Linked DNA regions of Homo sapiens: regions 1, 2, 3 and 5 are each linked to region 4. A link is a contact called in ENCODE Hi-C or POLR2A ChIA-PET data. All regions are on one chromosome and are shown on one strand. The core of a region is the stretch at or near the end of the contact, and the rest is flanking DNA. Distances in the headings are between cores, read along the strand shown. Region 1 overlaps LIMK1 (LIM domain kinase 1). Region 2 overlaps ELN (elastin). Region 3 holds the start of EIF4H (eukaryotic translation initiation factor 4H). Region 4 holds the start of ABHD11 (abhydrolase domain containing 11). Region 5 holds the start of FZD9 (frizzled class receptor 9).

Region 1 (2,700 bases), core at 12-2,511, 360 kb before region 4:
AATATAAACAAGTCACTAAACATGTATATGTATCTGTATCCATATATGTATATATAGAGAGACACACATATAACTCCCAAATATGGCAGTTACGAATTGGTGAACCTTGGTGAAGGGTGTGTATGTATTCAATGGACTTATTATTTTAGCAAATTTTCTATAAATCTGCAAAATGCGAAGATGAAAAGTTGAAAAAAACCAAAGAAAATATTTTCATTGATACAGGCTTTGCATGCATATAACCTTAAAAATAAGCCAGGCATAGTGGCTCACGCTTGTAATCCTAGCACTTTGGGAAGCCAATGTGGGAGGATTGCTTGAGCCCAGGAGTTCAAGACTAGCCTGGGCGACACAGCAAGACTCAGTCTCTACAAAAAATTAAAAAATTAGCTGGGTGTGGTGGTGTGTGCCTGTAGTCTCACTACTCAGGAGGCCGAGGTGAGTGGATTGCTTGAGCACAGGCATCTGAGGCTATAGTGAGCTATGATTGTGCCACTGCACTCCAGCCTGTATGACAGAGCAAGACCCTGTCTCAAAAAAAAATTGTGTGTCTATATATATATATATATATATATGACATACATATGTAAATTCCTTAGAATCTCACATCCTCTCCCTTGGTTTGCTAAAGCAGCAGGTGGCCTGGATAAATTAGACCTTCCTTAAAACGCTGCTATACACAAAATGAAAAGCGGTCAACTAAAACCAGTTTAAAACAAATAAGTAAATCTTTGGCAAGTTGGGCTCTTTCTGGGAAGGGTGTGGCTCTTTGCAGAACTGGGATGTTCCAGATGTTGGCTGGGCGAATGCTTACCCAGTGAGGCAGACAGGGAGGAGACGTCATTAACTGTCTTCTTCATTTTTATTTTAGAGATAGGGTCTCGCTCTGTCGCCCAAGCTGGAATGCATGGTGTCATCATAGCTTGCTGCAGCCTCCACCTCCTGGGCTCAAGCAATCCTCTCACCTCAGCCCTCCGAAGTGGCTGAGATAACAGGCATGAGCCGCTGCACCCAGCTGACTGTCTTCATTTCTAAAATTCTGCCTGGATTTCAGGGACCAGCTGCAGCCTCTGACTCTGTGGGGACCTCCCTTGGCCCTCTGGTAAGAGCCGTTGGTCTGGGAGTTTCCTCATCTCTTTCAAGCAGCTGTCTGCTCATCATGTATGTAAAGCAGCTGCTGGCTTGGCTGATGTCAAGGGATGGAGACACACAGTCAAGCCCAGTATAATTTTCTGTCCCCAGGGCCACCTTCACATCTCAACAGTGCCTATGCAGTGCCAGGCACCTGCCAGGTGTACAAGAAACATTCACTGCGTCAAATGAAAGCTAGCACTTGGTAGGGCCGGGCGTGGTGGCTCATGCCTGTAATCGCAGCACTTTGGGAGGCCGAGACGGGCGGATCACGAGGTCAGGAGATCGAGACCATCCTGCCTAATATGGTGAAACCCTGTCTCTACTAAATATAAAAAAAAAATTAGCCGGGCATGGTGGCAGGTGCCTGTAGTCCCAGCTACTCGGGAGGCTGAGGCAGGAGAATGGCGTGAACCCAGGAGGCGGGGCTTGCAGTGAGCCGAGACCACACCACTGCACTCCAGCCTGGGCGACAGAGCGAGACTCCGTCTCGAAAAAAAAAAAAAGAGAGAGAGAAAGCTAGCACTTGGGCCGGGCACGGTGGCTCACACCTGTAATCCCGGCACTTTGGGAGGCCGAGAAGGGAGGATCACTTGAGCCCAGGAGTTTGAAACGAGCCTGGCCAACATGGTGAAACCCTGTCTTTACTAAAAATACAAAAATTAGCCACATGTGGTCACCTGTAGTCCCAGCTACTCAGGGGGCTGAGGTGCAAGAATTGCTTGAACCTTGTGGGTGGAGGTTGCAGTGAGCTGGTATCACACCACTGCACCCCAGACTGGGCGACAGAGTGAGACTGTCTCAAAAAAAAAGAAGTGACCAATTGCCCAAAAGTAGAAACACTGCATGCTACTTCTCAAGGTGTCAATAAAGGCGCCACAGAAATCTTAGAAAGCTCCAAGGTATCCAACTCCCTCATTGTTCAAACAGACCCCCAAAGCCTAGAGAGAAAGCAGCTGCTCAAAGTCACACAGTAATCTAATCTTTATCAGCCCTGCCCCATTTTTTTGAGACAGGGTTTTGCTCCATTGCCCAGCCTAGAGTGCAGTCGTGCAATTATAGCTCACTGTAGCCACTTCCTGGGCTCAAGAGATCCTTCTGCCTCAGCCTCCCAAGTAGCTGTGACTACAATGTTTCCCAGGCTGGTTTCGAACTCCTGGCCTCAAGTGATCCTCCCATCTCAGCCTCCCAAAGTGTTTCGATTATAAGTGTGAGCAACCATGCCCAGCCTTTATGTGTTCAGTGATTTCACCATGCCTGGCTAATTTTTAATTTTTTTTTTTTTTTTGTAGACATGCAGGTCTCGCTATGTTGCCCAAGCTGGTCTCAAACTTCTGGCCTTAAGTGATCCTCTCACTTTGGCCTCCCAAAGTGCTGAGATTACAGGTGTGAGTTACTGCGCCCAGCTTCTTCACTCATTCTTGACTTGGTTCCTCCTCTTTCTTGTTGGATCAGACATGGACTAAAGAAAATGTCTTTTTATTTTTTGAGTGTGTTTTTTTTATTTTTATTTTTTTGATACAGAGTTACACTCTTGTTGCCCAGCCTGGAGTGCAATGGCAGTCGGGG
Region 2 (2,700 bases), core at 64-2,563, 330 kb before region 4:
GCTCAAGCGATCCTCCCACCTCAGCCTCCTGAGTAGCTGGGACCACAGGCATGCACCACCACCAATCTTGGGTAATTTTTTTTTTTTTTGTAGCTATATGGTACAAAGTGATTCTCCACTGGACAGCTATGTTGTCCAGGTGGGTCTCAAACTCCTGGCCTCATTGTTAAAGTACAAGCCAAACTTGGAGAAAGATCGATGCCCCAGAAGCCAGCAGCAGGGGCTTTTGGTTGGGCAACCTCTCAAATACACTGTGGGTGGTGGAGGTTCCCTGAAGCAGAGCCCTTATCCCCATCCAGGCCAGCGAGTTGAAGGCAGATTAAATCATACGAAGGAAGCTAAGACACAGTTTCCTTTAAAGGTTTTTCATTTATTAGTCATTTCTGAAGCAGTTAATTCTCTTTTCTTATTAAAAAAAAAGGTGTGTTTCATCCAGAGTTATATTAGAGTGATTAAAATGTTTTTTCTACTGGGGATACAGCTCCCCGGATCAGAAAAAAAAATTATCTTTTTTTTTCAATGAACCACAACAATAAAACCAAAAGAGAATATCAACAATCAAAAATAATCCCCAAATATCCAGGACAAAAAATAAAATATTTATTGATCTATCACAGCGAGACACAAAAAGATGGGCGGGGCAGGAATGGGAACTGCTCTGAAGTTCAGTGGACCGAGGGAGGGATGGGGGGTATACAGTACTGCATGTGGGGACACCCCGGGTGGGGAGGAGATGCCTGGCACCCCAGTCTGCACAGCCCCGCACGCCCTGGGGGAGTGTAGGATGGGGGTGGAGGCAGGGCACAGGCGGCCATGACAGGTCAACCAGGTTGATGGTGGGTGCACCCAGCCAGCTAGTGGTGCCGGGCGGTCAACTGGGGACATGGATGGACGGACCGATGGATGAATGGACGGATGGGCGGATGGATTCTACAAGGGCAAGGTGGCTATTCCCAGTGTGGGGTGGTTTTCCAACCCAAAAGCGCCCCAGATGTGGGGAACAGCGATCGGTGGGGAGGAGACGGCCAAGTGGACCCAGGAGAGGAGGGATGCTAGAGCGAATCCAGCTTTGAGGCTTCAGGTGCTTGGGTACCAACTGGATGGCAGCCAACGGTGGGTCCTGGTGGGCAGGGGGAGCTGGGACTGCCCAGGAAGTGTCTGCACCATCTTTAGAGGAGCCCCAGGTAGGGGGTTCCCCGAGGGGCCACCCTTCCCTCCTCCCTCCCCCCAGGAAGATAAGAGCACCAGCGTGTAGCACCAAGTTCCCCTGGAGATGGAGGCTGTGTGGAGGGGGAGCTCCTAGGTGGGAAGGGATGGGGTGGGGGGCCAGGACCACATGGCCCTTGCCTCTGAAGTAGGGGGCCTCCTGGTCGGGGCACTTGGCCGCTCCCCTCTTGTTTCCTTGCCCTGTGGATCTGCAAGGCCGCCCGGCCTGCCCGTTCCCTCCTGGGGTGGGGAGTCGGAGGGGCATGGGATGGGGTTACAAAGGGTTTACATTCTCCACCAAGCAGTAGCACCAACGTTGATGAGGTCGTGAGTCAGGGGTCCTAGGAAGCTCATTTTCTCTTCCGGCCACAAGCTTTCCCCAGGCAGGCCCCACCTGGACGGGAGGAGGTGCACATCACTGTGAGTCCGGCCCCTCTCAGTTTCGGCTCTAATCCCCGCCTGCTCTGACCCACTCGAATGGAGGCTCCAAGAAGCCAAGAGAAGCCAAGTCATGGCCCCAGGCCAAACTCAGACCTGATCCATGCCATCAACTTCCACTGGACAGATGGGGCGGGAGAAGCCCCCAAGATATTACTTGGATGAAACCAACGCTCGCAGAAAAGGGGGCAGGTCATGGGGCCTGGCTGGGGAAGGACGGGGCCTGGCACTGGCTCCTGGCTCCACTGCTCCAAGAAGCCTTTCGGGGAAAGGCTAAGAGCAGCTCCATCAAGGAACATGGGATGAAGGGAGAGTCAGTGTCTGCAGGAGACGGCCCTCTCAGGGAGTGGGGTGGACCCATACATCTGAGAGGGCATCAGATAAGTAAATCAAGGCCCAGTAGAGGGAGAGAGGGTCTTATCCACATAGTGTCTGAGCTGGGACTCAAACCCAGGATTCCTACCCCCTCCTGGGAATAGTCTGATGGGTGAACCCTGTTTCAAGGCATCAGTCTGTATTAGGTAAGGCACCATTGTCTAGTAGCGCGGCCCGGAGCAGTTCCTAACCCTGCTTGAGCCAGATATGGCTCCTTACCGCCACCTGGTGGCAGTGAGCAGAGAGTGGGGCAGGAACAGACATCTGCCTCTGAAGGTTTTTTTTTTTTTTTTTTTTTTTTTTTGAGACGCAATCGTCTTGCCCTGTCATCACCCAGGCTAGAGGGCAGTGGTGTAGTCTCAGCTCACTGCAACCTCCGCCTCCTGGGTTCAAGCAATTCTCCTGTCTCAGCCTCCAGAGTAGCTGGGATTACAGGCGTGCACCACCACACCTGGCTAATTTTTTTTTTTTTTTTGAGACGGAGTCTTGCTGTGCCGCCCAGGCTGGAGTGCAGTGGCGCAATCTCGGCTCACTGCAAGCTCCGCCTCCCGGGTTCACACCATGCTCCGCCTCCCGGGTTCACACCATTCTCCTGCGTGAGCCTCCCGAGTAGCTGAGACTACAGGTGCCCGCCACCATGCCCGGCTAATTTTTTGTATTTTTAGTAGAGACGGCCGGACG
Region 3 (2,700 bases), core at 48-2,547, 440 kb before region 4:
TCATGTCATCCAACATTTACTTCTTTTTTTATTAGCAAATAAAATGTTCTTTGGAATGACAATAGCTCCACCTACACCGGCACACTTCCACGTTACAGTATCATGAACATTAGCTACACTCCTGCCCCGAAACAAGCTTTTGTCTGAGCCGTTCCCAAACCAAGGTATTAAAAGTGATCATTCTTTACCAAACAAAGATACTTTTGGACTGCAACCCAGGAGACTGAACACCTCAGTGTGTATTATTGTGGTGTTATCCTGGGAAAGTAATCCTTTCTGCAAGAAAACACAAAGCCCAAGTGTGTCCTTGACAAACAGCAAGATGTTCATAGCCTATATTCTAACGAGGCAACTTGTATTTAAAAAATAAAATAAAAAAAAGTGCAGAGTCCTGGAATTAAACACCATGAGCTCTCTATTCAAAGATGTTTCTTTTAAGCAAAGTGTTTCAATTATACATAGTTGTCTGCATTTGACAACAATCAGGACGACGCTAAATGCGGTTCCTTCTCCAGATCAGAGCGAGAAACCAAGGAGAAATGAAATTGTGCCAAAGAGCACGTAGCACCTGTCAAGGCACTGTGACCCAAGAAAGATTAATACAAAGAAGCTACGATGGATTTATCTCCTTGGTCTCCCCCCGCCCGCAAGGAGTCGTACCATCCCCGGGCCAGAGCCGCCAAATCCCTGCCTCACACGTAAGGGGAAGGGAATCGCCCCTCTTGGCTGCCGACCTTCCCCAGTCGGCCGGCCTCGTGGCGAAGGGGCCAGGGGCCTGCAAGGCGGGCAGGCAACAGAGGGCCGCGAAAGAGGCCGGGACCGGAGCGGGGCAGGCCGTGTGGCCCGTACCCCAGCGCCACAGCTCAGCCCCGCACTGGTCCTACCGTAGGGGGGATGGGGCTGGAAGCGGGCGCTCGTCTCCGGGCATCGGCGCCGCCGCGGCCAAGGCAGGGCAAAAACCAACACGTTGTCGTTGGCGGGAGGCAGTGGAAGGGATCCGCCCCGCAAGCAAGACCCCGGGAGCCCAGCCGCCGCCGCCCCGTCTCCGAGCGCGCCATTTCCAGGCCCCGGCCCTCCAGGCGCCGCTCCTAGGCCTCCGCGGGCCCCCGCCTCCCGCCGCCCCGGCTGAGCGCAGGACGGCCGCCACCCTGACGGCCCCGACTCCGCCGGTCCCGCAGCCCCCGACGGGGCCCGCGCACGCCCGCCTCACCCTCTGCCGCCGCCGAAGCTGCTGTAGGCCCGATCGTCGTAGGTGTCGAAGTCCGCCATTTGCCGTCTCCGCTCCGAGAGGAACCAGGGTGAGCGAGGAAGGACCCCGCAATATAACTCCCCCCGCCCCGCCGCCGGGGCTGTCCGCCGCGCCGCCTGATCGCAAATCCCTTGGACGCAGGCACGCGCACGCGCGCGCGCGCACGCACGCACGGACGCTGGCCGCGCAGCGCCCGGCCCTGGGCCCACCGGCAGCTGCCTGCCCCGTGCGCTCTGCAGCCCACGTGGTGCGGCGGCGTCCCAGCTGGACGCCTGCCCGGCCTACGCGGCCCATTATGTGCTGGCCCTGGGGTGCGCCCGTGGCTGCCTCCTATCCCCGCCGCACCACGCCCGTGCGCGCCGGCCTTTCCGTCCGTCGGCGGGAGGTGACCTGGAGAGCTGGGGGGAACTCCCTCTCCAGTTCGCCTGGGACGCTGCCTTTCGGCCTCCATACATGGCGGGGACCTCGGAGGCCTGTCCCGCTTGGACCCCCAAGTGGTCCCCGGGTGACACCCAAGTAAAGGCCACCTCCTTCTCCAGGCAGGAGCTGGCCACACGATGAGGATGCCCCGGAAGGGGGTGCGAGGCGGTGGGATGCAGACACGAATCCTGCCTTCCAGGGCTTACTCGCTGCCTGGGTATTGGGGGGTTTTGAGAGGAGAGAGTATAGGTGATCGGTGACTTAGCAAGAGAGACTGCACATCTCGGTTTTTTGCAGAAGTCGTTGCCTTGGAAAAAGAATTGGATACTGTTGTGGATTCCATCATCTAGCAATAACAAAACATGGTTATGCAGTGGGAATTAATTACACGGGTAAATTTCCAGGTTTGTGATTGAGATGGTAGTAATTGTGGATGCCACGATGTTGACAAACCTTAATTATCTAAGCACACTTTGAAAGAACCTCATAGAATTTTGTTGTGATGTGTACCTAGGTATCTTCCGCTTAACCATTACTTTTTATTATGTATTTATTGGTTCGTTGTTGAGACAGGGTCTCGCTCTGTCGCCCAGGCTGGACTGCGGTGGAACAGTGGTAGCTCACGGCAGCCTTGACCTCTTGGGCTCATGCCATCCTGCCGCCTTAGCCTCTGGAGTAGCTAGGACTATAGGCGGGCAGTACCTCGCCTAATTTGCATTTTTTTTTTTTTTTTTTTGAGATGGAGAATCAGGTTGGAGTGCAGTGGCGCAATCTCATCTCACTGCAACCTCCACCTCCTCGGTTCAAGCAATTCTCCTGCCTCTGTCTCCCGAGTAACTGGGGTGACAGACGTGCACCACCACACCCAGTTAATTTTTGTATTTTTAGTAGAGACAGCGTTTCACCATGTTGCCCAGGCTGGTCTTGAACTGAGATCCACCCGCCTTGGCCTCCCAAAGTGCTGGGATTACAGGCATGAGCCACCGTGCCTGGCTCTAATTTGCTTTGTAAAACATTTATTTGTAGAGACA
Region 4 (2,700 bases), core at 132-2,631:
TGCAACCTCCATCTCCCAAGTTCACACGATTCTCCTGCCTCAGCCTCCCCAGTAGCTGGGATTACAGGGCCGTGCCACCACCCACGGCAATTTTTTTTTTTTTTAAACGGAGTCTGTCTCCGTCCGGTAGGCTGGTGTGCAGTGGCATGATTTCCGCCCATTGCAACCTCCGCCTCCTGAGTTCAAGCGACTCTCCTGCCTTAGCCTCCCGAGTAGCTGGGATTACAGGCACCCGCCACCACGCCCAGCTAATTTTTGTATTTTTAGTAAAGACGGGGTTCCACCATATTGGCCAGGGTGGTCTCCAACTCCTGGCCTCAGGTGATCTGCCCACCTCAGCCTCCCAAAGTGCCGGGATTACAGGCGTGAGCCACCGCACCCGGCCTAAAAAAAAAAATTGTAACCATGATTCAGTAAAAAAAAAAAAAAAAAAAAAAATGTTAAAATTAGTCTGCGCCTGTAGTCCCAGATTCTCGGGAGGCAAAGGCGGGAGGATCGCTTGAGCCCAGGAGGTCGAGGCTGCAGTGAGCTACGGTCGCGTCACTGCACTCCGGCCTGGGCGAGGGTAAGACCCCCACCAAAAAAAAGTATAGGACTCGGGCAACTGGCTATCTGGAAGACAGACAGCACCCCAGCAGGAGGTGGGGTGTGGAGAAGACCTTGAAAGGCAGGGTGCCTGATAGGGGAGTATGAGAATGGGGAGTATGGGCAGAAAAGCAGGTGGGATCAGACTGGGGGAGCCTTCCCCAAACGTAAAAGGGACGAAGGGGCTTGGGGAAGAGCTCTAGAGTGCCCCCGAGCTCCTTCTAGATCGACGACTCCAGGATGGGTGGGTGTCCGTGCTCCGCCCAACCTGCCCGGGCCCCCGGCAGTGGAGCACGGCGCCACCACACTGGCACTCCGCCGCCCAGAGCCACCCTGGCGCCGCTCGCCCCCGCCGGCGGCACAGAAACGATGGCAGCCACCCAGGTCAGTGAGCGATGGCAGGTGCGGGGCGGGAACCGAGCCCTAAGCTGCAACCAGAACCGAGCACGCACAGAGCGGCGCAGACCGAATTCCCAGATTCTACGCACCGCGGCGCTTCGCGAGGGGAGGGGCAAGCACCGCGGGTTGCCCAGCCTAGGGCGAGGCCAGGTGCGGCGCTCAGGGCGACCCGCGCAAAGCCTGCGGGGATTACGTAATGGCGTAAGGGGCGGGGATGGAGGCGGGGCCGGACTGTTCTCGGGGATACGTAAGGAAACGGGACCAAGGGCGGAGAATCCCGCGATGGGGGCGGGGAGAGGGCGGGGCTCAAGTCGGAACTGGGCGGGGCGGCTGAAGACGGAAATGGGCGGGGCTGCGAGCTAGGGCGGGAGAAGGAGCGCGGGGAGGACGTACCTTGTGAGATGCGAGCCGGCCAACAGCTTGCAAGCATGCTCCGCTGGACCCGAGCCTGGAGGCTCCCGCGTGAGGGACTCGGCCCCCACGGCCCTAGCTTCGCGAGGGTGCCTGTCGCACCCAGCAGCAGCAGCGGCGGCCGAGGGGGCGCCGAGCCGAGGTCAGTCAAGGGCACCGGGCGGGAGGCCATCCTCTGTCCTCCTTTTCCTGCCGGGCCCCGACGGCCCCATCTCCTCCCTTTGGGCCTGTCACCTCCCAGGCCTCTCCCCCAAAGCTCTTTCCCCCTACCCCTTTCCCCGTCTCCGCCGGCTCAGACTCTGACCTCGATCCTTCCCCTGCCAGGCCGCTTCCGCTTTCCTACAGGCTTCTGGACGGGGAGGCAGCCCTCCCGGCCGTCGTCTTTTTGCACGGGCTCTTCGGCAGCAAAACTAACTTCAACTCCATCGCCAAGATCTTGGCCCAGCAGACAGGCCGTAGGGTGAGCTTTCGAGTGGGCGGGGCTCCTTTGGGGCTGGGCGGGAGTGGGCGGGGCCTGAGAGGAGGCGGGGCAGGGGGGGTCCCGCTTCTCACGCTCACTTCCAGATCCCTCACTCTGAGTATGGACCCTGAACGGCAACCCCATTTATTCCCTCACGTTGCCATCTTCATTAATTCATGTTGTAGATCTCCATCGGGGCTGGCCCATGCCTAGGCGCCTGCACCCTTTCCATGAAGGGGCCTGCTTGTTCACTAGGGATGACCGGGAGCTCACCACCTCTTATGGCAGCCCATTCTTCTGTGCTCCTACTGTTGGAAATTCCTGGAGTCTCCTTCCTGGCATTCTCCGAGATTGCCACCCAGCCAGGCCAGCCCTTCAGAGACGTGGTCACAACCCTGGGGCCTGCTCTTCTCTGGCAGAGTGGCCCCAGGTTCTTCATCTGGGCCTCCTAGGTCTGGAAACTGGGCCCTTCCCCTCCACAGGGTGTATCCCCAGGCTCTCCACACCTTTGACCTGCTGTCCCTACAAGCCTTTGGCTGTCTACCCCCAGAATGGGGATATCAACGCAGCCCCGTCTCACCCCACTCCCCAGGTGCTGACGGTGGATGCTCGTAACCACGGTGACAGCCCCCACAGCCCAGACATGAGCTACGAGATCATGAGCCAGGACCTGCAGGACCTTCTGCCCCAGCTGGGCCTGGTGCCCTGCGTCGTCGTTGGCCACAGCATGGGAGGAAAGACAGCCATGCTGCTGGCACTACAGAGGGTGAGCCGCCCATGTCTGGGGCCTCCTCCCATTCAGTATATACCCTGAGGGCCCTGCAGGCAACCTGGGACTCACATGA
Region 5 (2,840 bases), core at 82-2,581, 310 kb after region 4:
CGCGGGCAGGCCCCAGGCAGCCATGTGGAAATAGCTGCCGTGGGCCTCGATGGCCTCGTGGCCCCATTTCTTCCCGGCAGCCAGGAACCAGGTGAGCGTCAGGACCACCCACCAGAGCGAGCTGGCCATGCCGAAGTAGTAGAGCAGTAGGAAGACCAGCGTGCAGCCCGTGTTCTCCAGGCCCTCCTGGATCACGTAGAGCGCGCCCGCCTCCTGGTCACAGGCCACGCTCTGCGCTCCGGCCACCGCACGGATCAGGAAGGCCAGCGAGTAGACGTTGTAGCACATGGAGAGGAAGATGATGGGGCGCTCGGGGTACTGGAAGCGGTGGGGCTCCAGCAAGAAGGTGAGCACAGTGAAGGCGGTGGAGAAGAAGCACAGCGCCGACCACACGGCCATCCAGACCAGCGCGAAGTCCTTGTCGCGCCGGGACCAGAACACCTCGACGCCGGGCCCGCAGCGCGGTGCGCACGAGCGGCTCTTCTCCACGTACTGGAACTTCTCGGGGTTCTCGCAGGTGCCACTGCCGCCCGCGCCCGGGCCCAGGTCTCCGGGAGGGCGCGCGGGCCGCGGCGCCACGGGCAGCATGCCCAGGCCCTTGTGGGGCTCCGCGGGGCCGGCCGTGGCGTTCTCGGGCGCCTCCATGCACAGCGCGTGCGGGTCGTTGCGCGTGGGCAGCCGGGCGCAGTCGAGCGAGTCCGGCCAGCCGAAGTTGAACTGCTCCATGATGGGCGCGCAGCGCAGGCGCGCCTGCTCGCACATGGGCCGGCAGGCGGGAATGGGCGTCGAGACCTGGTCGGTGCACATGGGCGCGTAGAGCGAGCACAGGAAGAAGCGCAGGTGGCTGTGGCAGCCGTACTGCACCAGCGGCGCGAACTCCGCTAGCTCGGCAGCCGCCTCGCCCTGCGACGTGTGGCCCAGCAGGTTGGGCATGCGGGTCAGGTTGTAGCCGATGCCGCGGCACATGGGGATCTCCACCGCCTGGCACGGCGCAGCCCCGCGCCCGCGCTCCGGGTCGAAGCGGCCGATCTCCAGTGCCGCGCCGCCCGCCGCCAGCAGCTGCCACAGCAGCAGCGCCCCCCGCAGAGGCGCCACGGCCATCCCGGGAGGCCCGGGCCGAAGGCGGGAGCGCGGCCCCGGCTCACTCGGGCTCAGCGGTCCCGCGCCCCGGTGCCTGCCCGCCACGTCGCGGGGCGCGGGCCATCGCTGAGCCGCCCACGTGTGTCCGGGCGCCCTGGGCAGCGAGCGGGCAGCCGCCCGAGGGACAGGAGCCGCCGAGCCCGCCTAGCCGCCACCGCCGCTGCCACCGGAGCCGCCGCTGAGCCAGAGCCGGCGCAACCTCCCGGGGCCGAGGCTACCAGCCCCCGGGGCGGGGCTCCGGGAGGACACGCCCAGGGACACGCCTCCCACTGGGCTTTAAAGGCGCCGCGTCTCCCGGCCACGCGGAGCACGGGGTGGGGCCGGGCCTGGTGGGTGTCCGCCCGCTTGCCCTCCGCTTACACTCGGTTTCTTCCCTTCCCTTGCTGCCTGGGAGAGGCTGCGGGAAGTCCCCGTACCCACACTCTCAGACTGGGTCGCCTCATTTTACTCTAGGAGGGAGACTTTTTTTTTTTTTTTTTTTTTTTTGAGACGGAGTTTTGCTCTTGTCGCCCAGGCTGGAGTGCAGTGGCGCGATATCGGCTCACTGCAACCTCCGCCTCCCGGGTTCCAGCGATTATCCTGCCTCAGCCTCCCGAGTAGCTGGGATTACAGGCTCCTGCCACCACGCCCCTCTAATTTTTTGTATTTTTAGTAAAGACGGGGTTTCACCATTTTGGCCAGGCTGGTCTCGAACTCCTGACCTCAGGTGATTCACCTGCCTCGGCCTCCCAAAGTGCTGGGATTAGAGGCTTGAGCCACCGCGCCCAGCTGGAAGACTTTTTATTTTTATTTTTAATTGTTATTTCTTTTTAGAGACAGGGTCTCTCTGTGTCGCCCAGGCTGGAGTCCAGTGGAACGACCATAGTTCACTGCAGCCTCCATCTCCCGGGCTCAAGCGACCTTCCCGCCTCAGCCACCAGAGTAGCTGGGATTACAGGTGGGCACCACCACTCCCGGCTAATTTTAAAATGTTTTTGTAGAGACAGGGTCTCACTATGTTACCCAGGCTGGTCTTGAACTCCTGGGCTCAAGGGATGCTCCCGCTTCTGCCTCCCAAAGTGCCGGGATTACAGGCGTGCTCCACCGTGCCCGGCCAGGGGAGACCATTTCTAAGGCTTCCCACGTGTGGAAGTCTGCCTTGTACCCAGTGGCAGCTCAAATACAGCGTCTGCCTCTCCCCTCAGTGTATGTGACTTGGGGCTCCTCTCTGAGCCTCAGCTTGCTTTTCTGTAATGCAGGCAGATAATCCTACTGTTAAAATCAACAGTTCTGCCAGGCGCAGTGGCTCACCCCCACCCCCATCTTGCCCCATCAGCCTGGGCAACATAGTGAGACCTCGTCTCTAATAAAGAAAAAAAAATAGCTTTTTTTTTTTTGAGATGGAGTTTCGCTCTTGTCGCCCAGGCTCATCTCATCGCCCAGGAGTGCAATGGTGCGATCTTGGCTCACTGCAACCTCCGCCTCCCGGGTTCAAGCAATTCTCCTGCCTCAACCTTCCAAGTAGCTGGGATTACAGGCGCCCACCATCACTCCCGGGTAATTTTTGTACTTTTAGTAGAGACAGGGGTTTCACCATGTTGGCCAGGCTGGTCTCGAACTCCTGACCTCAGGTGATCCATCCACCTCGGCCTCCCAAAGTGTTGGGATTACAGGCATGAGCCACGGTGCCTGGCCTGAAAAAAAAAAAAAAGAAAAAAAAA

Evidence for each region. Hi-C counts contacts between places; a loop is a spot of excess contacts on that map. ChIA-PET counts read pairs that join two places held with the same protein, here RNA polymerase II (POLR2A). Pooled maps may share reads with other maps.
Region 1: a loop to region 4 is called in a pooled map, with 4 times the contacts of the local background. The contact joins the enhancer-like site here to the promoter of ABHD11 in region 4. A Hi-C loop is called at or near these places in 6 of 37 single-sample maps with no recorded cell type and 6 of 50 pooled maps. POLR2A ChIA-PET finds 5 or more read pairs at or near these places in 3 of 52 experiments (A673, WTC11 and activated T-cell).
Region 2: a loop to region 4 is called in a pooled map, with 4 times the contacts of the local background. The contact joins the enhancer-like site here to the promoter of ABHD11 in region 4. A Hi-C loop is called at or near these places in 3 of 50 pooled maps. POLR2A ChIA-PET finds 5 or more read pairs at or near these places in 2 of 52 experiments (OCI-LY7 and WTC11).
Region 3: a loop to region 4 is called in a map of B cell, with 11 times the contacts of the local background. The contact joins the promoter of EIF4H here to the promoter of ABHD11 in region 4. A Hi-C loop is called at or near these places in 2 of 168 maps with a recorded cell type or tissue (B cell and CD4-positive, alpha-beta T cell), 2 of 37 single-sample maps with no recorded cell type and 10 of 50 pooled maps. POLR2A ChIA-PET finds 5 or more read pairs at or near these places in 4 of 52 experiments (GM12878, MCF 10A and activated naive CD4-positive, alpha-beta T cell).
Region 5: a map of naive thymus-derived CD4-positive, alpha-beta T cell shows a loop between it and region 4 (16-fold over the local background). The contact joins the promoter of FZD9 here to the promoter of ABHD11 in region 4. A Hi-C loop is called at or near these places in 1 of 168 maps with a recorded cell type or tissue (naive thymus-derived CD4-positive, alpha-beta T cell), 2 of 37 single-sample maps with no recorded cell type and 9 of 50 pooled maps.

What each region holds. Positions count from the first base shown.
Region 1 is chr7:74,099,677-74,102,376 of GRCh38, reverse strand. All of the region lies in intron 5 of LIMK1 (LIM domain kinase 1), which reads right to left. Among named protein-coding and RNA genes, the nearest start is that of LIMK1, 17 kb to the right of the region's middle. RefSeq lists an enhancer at 1,695-1,764. Within about 2 kb of position 1,261, at least 6 of the 41 ENCODE cell types and tissues checked have a DNase peak (open chromatin) inside an H3K27ac peak, as active enhancers do.
Region 2 is chr7:74,067,557-74,070,256 of GRCh38, reverse strand. It overlaps ELN (elastin), which reads right to left. Exons shown (of 33, transcript NM_000501.4): 33 at 350-1,600. The coding sequence ends at 1,557. Among named protein-coding and RNA genes, the nearest start is that of ELN-AS1, 6.6 kb to the right of the region's middle. Within about 2 kb of position 1,313, at least 2 of the 41 ENCODE cell types and tissues checked have a DNase peak (open chromatin) inside an H3K27ac peak, as active enhancers do.
Region 3 is chr7:74,172,953-74,175,652 of GRCh38, reverse strand. It overlaps EIF4H (eukaryotic translation initiation factor 4H), which reads right to left and starts at 1,297. Exons shown (of 7, transcript NM_022170.2): 1 at 1,211-1,297. The coding sequence starts at 1,269. RefSeq lists enhancers at 232-744, 745-1,258, 1,240-1,534 and a silencer at 1,037-1,546.
Region 4 is chr7:73,737,483-73,740,182 of GRCh38, reverse strand. It overlaps ABHD11 (abhydrolase domain containing 11), which reads left to right and starts at 1,381. Exons shown (of 6, transcript NM_148912.4): 1 at 1,381-1,537; 2 at 1,720-1,855; 3 at 2,448-2,621. The coding sequence starts at 1,413. RefSeq lists enhancers at 268-924, 925-1,582 and a silencer at 1,261-1,360.
Region 5 is chr7:73,432,269-73,435,108 of GRCh38, reverse strand. FZD9 (frizzled class receptor 9) reads right to left here and starts at 1,331. Exons shown (of 1, transcript NM_003508.3): 1 at 1-1,331. The coding sequence starts at 1,101. RefSeq lists an enhancer at 639-1,512 and a silencer at 1,229-1,518.